2 separate regions of the Mus musculus genome follow, and region 2 is linked to region 1. Evidence: chromatin contacts called from ENCODE POLR2A ChIA-PET data. All regions are on one chromosome and are shown on one strand. Each heading gives the region's core, a stretch centred on a gene start or an enhancer-like site at or near the end of the contact. The rest is flanking DNA. Distances are from core to core; before and after follow the strand shown. Region 1 holds the start of Rnf5 (ring finger protein 5). Region 2 holds the start of 1110038B12Rik (RIKEN cDNA 1110038B12 gene).

Region 1 (3,641 bases), core at 317-2,816:
CTAAGGGTGATAAAATGGTGGGATGTGCCGCGTATCTAACTGGCCAAACCCTACTTCCCTCTTCACACTCTGGACGAGTCCATCGTTCCTACCTCCTATTCGCCTATTCTGCATCTAAACCTCTTCAATACTCCAGATCCTCGCTTCTCCGTACCTCCTCCTATAGAGAGTCCCAGCTTCTCACCTTTCTTTATTCCTCAGTCACACAGGTCCTTTATCAAGGTATTGAATAATCCTTAGCTAGCGTGTTCTCGTCTCCCGCCCATGGACACCTTTGCCCTGGGTGATTTACATGGCTTGGTGAAGAGCCCTTGCGAATGCGAGGACTGTTACCTAATTCTGGGCCTTGGGCCATAGTGAGGGTCACTGAGTGCTGGAAAGGCCCTAGCTGCCAGCCGTCCAGCCAGGAAAAAGATCCAAATCTATGCAGGGCAAACTACAAGGAAGGGGCGGATCTACCCCATTCTACGGCGGGTCACCTAGGGGTCGGCCTCTGTCCTTTGGGCGCCCACTCCCAAGAGGGTGGAACCAGTCCTTTTCTGCTTGTAAGGTTTAGGACGGAGTGGGGGTCCACTGTGGTCTGCTGTGTCACATTACAACGGTGGGCCTTTGGCTCGGTCCTGCTGTGAGAATCACCTAGAGAGGCTAAGTCGTCCAACCGAGAGAGTGGGGTTAACACCGGCGCCACAGACCGACGGCCGCACCATCCACGCGTCGGGCTAACCCCAGCTCTGCTCCCCGCTTCTCCGAGAGGGAGGGGCGGACCCAAGGTCTTCCCTCTACGTCACCCAAGGAGGCCGGAGCCATCTTGAACCCTGCGACCCTGGTACTTCTGCCCTTCCCCCTCCCCCCTTAGCTCTGCACCGTCTCTCCAGATCTCGGCCAATCAGCGGCGGAGTAAACCGCCCAATCAAGCGGAGAGAGTCCGGGCGGAAAGACCCGGATAAGGCCGAGTCGAGGCCTTTGAACCTAAGGCCCCGCCAATAGCGGAGGGGTTGCCATGGTGACGAGAGAGAGCGAGTGAAGGGGCGGGACTGGAGTCGACACCGCCTTCGTCTGGGTTGGCCTATTCCACGCCCCCCCCCCCCGCTTATTGCGCATGCTCATTCTTCCGTGTCATGCCAGCCAATCATTTGATTTGGAACCATTCGCTCTAAAGTCCAATAGGAACCCGGACCTTCTAAGAAAGAGGAAGAGAAGGAAAAAAAGAGGCTTATGGTGGGCGAGTTCTGTAGGCCTGAGCCAATCCCTTCTGAGCTTTGGTTATGACTGGCAGCTGAACTGACGAATCAAAGCCTCTTTAGCTGAGTGACAACACAGGCCTAGCTCATTATGACCAATCCCTCGGCAGTGCATAGTTACTGAAGCCCTATCAGCCAATCATCATCGTGCAAGGGTAGGGGCCCCACACACACCTTTTTCCGCCCCCACTCTTTGGATCAATCGTGTCCTTTGAATTCTATATGATTGGCAGGTACCTCGACCAATAATGATGAGAAAAACTTGAAGTTTGCCCAACGATCCTGGGCCGAAGGCGGACCTGCTTTGTTGGGGCGTGAGTGTGTGTGTGCCTGTGTGTGTGCCCTGTGTTAGTGTATATGTGTGTGTGCCTGGGGGTACTGAGGGCTACGTGGGGGCGAAGCAGAACTTGCCATGGCAGCAGCGGAGGAAGAAGACGGGGGCCCCGAAGGGCCAAATCGCGAGCGGGGCGGGGCGAGCGCGACCTTCGAATGTAATATATGTCTGGAGACAGCTCGCGAAGCTGTGGTCAGCGTGTGTGGCCACCTGTATTGGTGAGAATCCGAGTCAGGGGCTTGGGGTGAGGCGGCGGGGTTCGTCTTTGTGCTGGGGAGGCCGAGAGCGGGGACCATGCAGTTTTTTTCAGATGACCAGAGGGCATATGTCCCACCCCACCTCCCCACATACACGTAGGGGAGGCCTAAAGTGAGGACTTGTGTCTTTGCTGATGTATGTAGATGGGGTGGGGGTGCGGGAAGGGTCACATCTGTGCAAATGAGATATCTTTCCAGGGAGGGTCCTATGAGCTGGTGCATGGTATGTTATGAGGAGGAATGGGAAATGGGGGACGCTGCATATTCCTCCATTCGAGACCTGAACCACAGTACCCCGTTAGACCTACCCAGGTGTTGAGATAAAATAGATGAGAGACTTTTCAGTTTAGGGGATGTGCCTGTCGGAGGAGGAGGGAAGATCTAGGGACTATGGACCTAGATGTGGGTCATATTAAGATGAGATGTGGGAGGGGGTGATTTGTCAAACCTGAAGACAATGGCATTGTGTAAGGACAAGATGGAGAGGGTGAAGGGTCATGGAGAGAGGGGTTTTACTGAGCTTGAAGTAAGGAGGAGAGGAACAATGTGGGTGTCTGAAAACCATGGGAGTCTGGAGGATTAGGAGCAAGAATGGAGTTCAGGCTGAAAGGAAACCTGTTGAATTGGGAAGTCAAGTTCGGAGGCAGAAAGGGGGAGGTTGAAGGTGTGTGTGTGTGTGTGTGTGTGTGTGTAGAGGGAGACAGACAGGGAGAGACAGAGAGGAGACACCGGAAGAGAGAAAAGGATCAAATGTGTGGAGGATGTTGAGGACCCAATGTGAGTACCTTTAAATGTCAAGTATCAAAGGCAAGAAGCTGGAAAAGTCAAGTTAGCAAGTATGCTAGAAGCTGTTGGGAATATGGAGAGAAATGGAGCAGTAGAGCAGCAGTGCCTGGGAGACAGGTGGTGGGTGGGCTTCCATGTTCTGGGGTCTGCAGCTCTCTTCTGTAGTTTGACGTGTGCTTTTTGTTTGTTTTTCATCCAGTTGGCCCTGTCTTCACCAGGTATGTGTTCATGAGGTGGACTGGGAAACAGGGAGGGTCAAGGAGCTCCGAGATGCTCTTTGTACTTGAAAACACTTCATATTTCCTTTGCAGTGGCTGGAGACCCGGCCAGACCGGCAAGAATGCCCGGTGTGTAAAGCTGGCATCAGCAGGGAGAAGGTCGTCCCTCTTTATGGGCGAGGGAGCCAGAAGCCACAGGATCCCAGGTGAGACCCAACACGATGCTGAGGGGAGCTGCAGGCTTCTGTCCCATCCCGAGACAGGGTGTGAAAGGTGCTGCCTGCCTCTCTCCTTCCTCTCAGATTGAAAACTCCACCCCGCCCTCAGGGCCAGCGACCAGCTCCAGAGAGCAGAGGGGTGAGTCTCCTTGTCCAGCCGTGTCCCTCCTTTGCCCAAGCCTATGGGCTTCCCTCATCTTCCCTGCCTCCCTAGGGGTTCCAGCCATTTGGTGATGCCGGGGGATTCCACTTCTCCTTTGGTGTCGGTGCCTTCCCCTTTGGCTTTTTCACCACCGTGTTCAATGCCCATGAACCTTTCAGAAGAGGCGCAGGTAAGGATTTTCCCAAGTCTCCCCGCGCCCTCTCCTGGCCCTACATGTTTCTGAAGCTTTCTTTTCCCTTACAGGTGTGGATCTGGGACAGGGTCACCCAGCCTCCAGCTGGCAAGATTCCCTATTCCTGTTCCTCGCCATCTTTTTCTTTTTCTGGCTGCTCAGTATTTGAGCTCTGTCTCCTCCCTGCCCACCTCCAGCTAGAGGAGAATCAGTATTGGGAGTCCTGTGCTGGCCTTTCCTTGCTTTTGGACC
Region 2 (3,641 bases), core at 465-2,964, 350 kb before region 1:
TAGTTTAATAGAGGCCAAGGCAATTATGCTCATTAGAGAAGCAGTTAATTCGTAAGCCATTTTACACTGTTAGAGGTCATTTCTGGCTAACGTGCACTCAGTTTGGAACTGAAGAGTCTCTTCCTATAACCCTCCCAGGTGGAACTTGGGCCTAGGAACTGAGAGACTTATCGAACACATAATTACTATAGGATTCTTTTATTTGTTTTTGTTTTTGTTTGTTTTTTGTTTTGTTTTGTTTTTTGAGACAGGGTTTCTCTGTGTAGCCCTGGCTGTCCTGGAACTAACTCTGTAGACCAGGCTGGCCTTGAACTCAGAAATCTGCCTGCCTCTGCCTCCCAAGTACTGGGATTAAAGGCATGTGCCACCACTGCCCGGCTACTATAGGATTCTTAGATTTTAAATTTTAGTTATGTTCTGAGGCACTATCTCATCACTGCGTAGCCCAGGCTGGCCTTGAACTCAAAGAGATCTACCTGCCCCTGCCTCTCAAGTGCTAGGATTAAAGTTGTGCACCACTGCTTCTGGCTAAAATGTATTTTAAAATGAAGATAGAGAAGCGTATAGTGCCTTGCACATGTAATTTCAGCATTTAGGAAAAGGAAGTAGGAATGTTGACCGTCATGGTACAGAATTGCTGTCTCAAAAAAAAAAAAAAAGACAAAGGGGCTGGAGCAGTGGCTCAGTGGTCAGGAGCACTTACTGATCTTTCTAAGGACCTGGCTTCAGTTCCCAGCACCTATCACCAGGTGGCTTACAACTTCCTCTAACACACATAGACACAAATACAATCAATCTAAAAATATTTCTTAAAAGCTGGCCAGTGGTGTTGTATGCCTTTAATCCCAGCACTCAGGGCAGAGGCAAGTAGATATCTGTGAGTTCGAGGCCAGCCTAGTCTACAGAGCAAGTTCCAGGACAGTCAGGGTTACACAGAGAAACCCGGTCTTGAAACCGACCCCCCCCCCCTCTCTCTCTCTCTCTCTCTCTCTCTCTCTCAACATAGTAGTGTGTCACGCCTGTAATTGTAGGCATGGTTGGAACCCATCTTAGACTATGAGCCAGATGTGTGTTTGTGTGTGTGTGGCTTTTATCCCCCTTTAAATAAAAATGTTGGGGCTGGTGAGATGGCTCACCAGTTAAGAGCACTGGTTGCTTTTCCTGAAGTCCTGAGTTCAATTCCCAGCAACCAAATGCTCGTGACCATGTATAAGGGAATCTGATGCCCTCTTCTGGCACGCACGTGTACATGCAGCAGAGCACTCAGTAATCTTTTTTTTTTCTTTTTTTTTTCTTTTTAACGGAGAGCAGAAGCTGAGGTGCAAATTCAGATTTTTCTGCTAGGTGTAGGCAATATGAGTCCTCCTGGGTAGACTGGATCCAAACATGAGTACAGAATCCGCAAAGCCATAAGCCTAAAGGAGACCAAAGAGCTGACCTATCCTGTAGGAGCTCCAGGGTCTTTACCCAATCTTGGCCGATTAGGCTGCCTGTTTCTTTCTTTCTTTTTTTTTTTTCTTTCCTTTGGATTGGTAGTTTATCAAATTGTCGTCATATACATGATTCTCTACTTAGGACAGTAAGAAACATGATTCCTCTTTGTTCCCTTCGCATTTGTCAGCGCGATCAAGTCAGGCATATGAGAAGACGACTATGTCCGTCAGGACCCCCGGGCCAGGCGTGGGTATAAATGGCCGAGGCGGGCGGCACACGGGTCTCTTTGTGCACCCGCCCACACGGTTTGCCGTGTTTTCACCCTTCTTTGTTCTCCACCGGTCTGGGCAGGGTCTGAGGACTCCGGAGAGCAAGGCATGGGTCCGCCTCGTGCCGCAGGTATCCTGGGGTCCTGTGGGGAGGGCTCTGCGGTGTGGGGCCGGGTATGATGACCCACATTTACAGACTAGAGTTTCTGATGTCCACGTGACGCCACTCCTTGTAACTGACCCAGGCCGGGGTGGGGGCTGCAGGCCGGGGTCTCTACGACCTGTGCTCATTCAATGATCTCTTCCAGGTTCCTGGCCCACGCCAGCCGTACCCAGTAGCACAATGGTAAGCGCATGCTGGCGAGAGGTAGGCGGTGTGAGGAGGGGCTGGTTTCGGGGAGAGGACAGTAATGATGATTTCTGGTGATTCTGAGTGTCTCGCTGACGCCATCACCGCAGCGCGCTGACCGTCCCCGGGTCCAAAATCGGCAGTGGCGTGGGTTTTGAGTGGCCTAGAGTTCTGAGTAATTTACCTCTGTGTCTTGCTTTCTGGTAGGGATTTGAGGACACACGCCAGCTGCCTACACCTGAAGAAAGGTTAGTCTTAGGTTTCACTGGCATGCTTGTCTCTTGGCTTGACTTTTTGGAAGGGGTGGATTCGAGACAGGGTTTCTCCATGTAGCCCTGATCTCAGATCCGCCTGCCTCTACTCTCTGGAATTAAATGCATACAGCACCACCGACTGGCCCTTGTTTTGTTCTTAATATCCTGCCTGCATTAGCCAGTCTCCAAGCAAGCTACCACCCAGCCATCTTTTTGTTTTTAGATCTTAACTAATCTCCCTAACTCTAAATCTATGGTGGATCCAGGAGCTGCCTTGATTATTTCTTGTGCCTTTAAGTTCTGTATGCTAGTCCACGGCAGTGGGTCTCAGCCTTCCTGAGGGCCTTTAATGCAGTTCCTCGGGCTGTGATGTTCCTAACCATCGGTTTTATTTTCCTTGTATCTTCATAACTAAAGTTTGCTATTGTGATAACACAGGCTGTCCTGTCTGGGACCCCTATGTAAGGGTTCCTTGGTGACACAGGTTGAGAGCCACTGTTTTAGACTATGCTTTTGGGTATTTAGACGGGCTCTCAATTCAGGATGGCCTTAGTCCTGGCTCCAACCACCTTTTTTTTTTTTTTTTTAAGATTTAGATGTTTGTGAGTACACTATTGCTGTCTTCAGACACACCAGAAGAGGGCGTCAGATCCCATTACACATGGTTATGAGCCATCTCTCCGGCCCATGCCACCTTTTTTCGTTAAAGGTTTTAGCAGTTAAATTTCAGTCCCCAGGAGTTTTGGCTTTATATAGCTCTGCAACAGTCCGAAGCCTAACTACACACACTGGCTACCGCATCCTGTGTCTATCGGATTGACATTCCCTGGGTGGTACCCTAGGTTCTGGTCTCCCTCAATTGAGAGTGATGATTTCACAGACTAGAGTCTCTGACGCTGTCCTTGATGTCAGCTATAAATCTGACTCATTTGGGGAACCTCTTGAGATTGAGCCCAGTGTGCCAACACTGGCTCTGGTGAGGAACATACCCTGCTCTCCTGTTTCTCATTGTGCCCATCTTAACTCTCCAGGGTGAGCTCTGAGGACTTCACAGGGGCCCCATCCCCTCACCTAGATGAGGGCTAACCTTGGAATCCAGACAAAGGTGGAAGTGACCTAGATGTGACCTGAATGAGCTAATCATCTAATGAGAGCCAGCCCTTTGTCCTGCCCACATGAAGGTGGGTGGTTAGCTCACTTTTCAGGGTAATAAAGCAGTAAAGGCGGGGTGGAGGGGTTGTTGAAGGCTTTGTATGATGTCACTAGGGCCTGTAAAGTTAGCACAATGAACCCGCTGTGCAGATTGTAAAGCTGACCTTGTTGGAATATCCTGGT

What was found. ChIA-PET counts read pairs that join two places held with the same protein, here RNA polymerase II (POLR2A).
Region 2: POLR2A ChIA-PET joins it to region 1 with 12 read pairs in embryonic stem cell. The contact joins the promoter of 1110038B12Rik here to the promoter of Rnf5 in region 1. POLR2A ChIA-PET finds 5 or more read pairs at or near these places in 4 of 5 experiments (Patski and embryonic stem cell).

Annotation. Positions count from the first base shown.
Region 1 is chr17:34,601,486-34,605,126 of GRCm38, reverse strand. Rnf5 (ring finger protein 5) reads left to right here and starts at 1,566. Exons shown (of 6, transcript NM_019403.3): 1 at 1,566-1,793; 2 at 2,818-2,836; 3 at 2,930-3,042; 4 at 3,139-3,193; 5 at 3,269-3,386; 6 at 3,461-3,641. The coding sequence starts at 1,654. The coding sequence ends at 3,558. It also overlaps a transcript of Agpat1 not described here.
Region 2 is chr17:34,950,544-34,954,184 of GRCm38, reverse strand. 1110038B12Rik (RIKEN cDNA 1110038B12 gene) reads left to right here and starts at 1,714. Exons shown (of 4, transcript NR_015536.1): 1 at 1,714-1,833; 2 at 2,012-2,049; 3 at 2,260-2,300. It overlaps LOC115488834 (a small nucleolar RNA gene), which reads left to right and starts at 2,110; the gene lies at 2,110-2,172. It overlaps Snord52 (small nucleolar RNA, C/D box 52), which reads left to right and starts at 3,177; the gene lies at 3,177-3,235.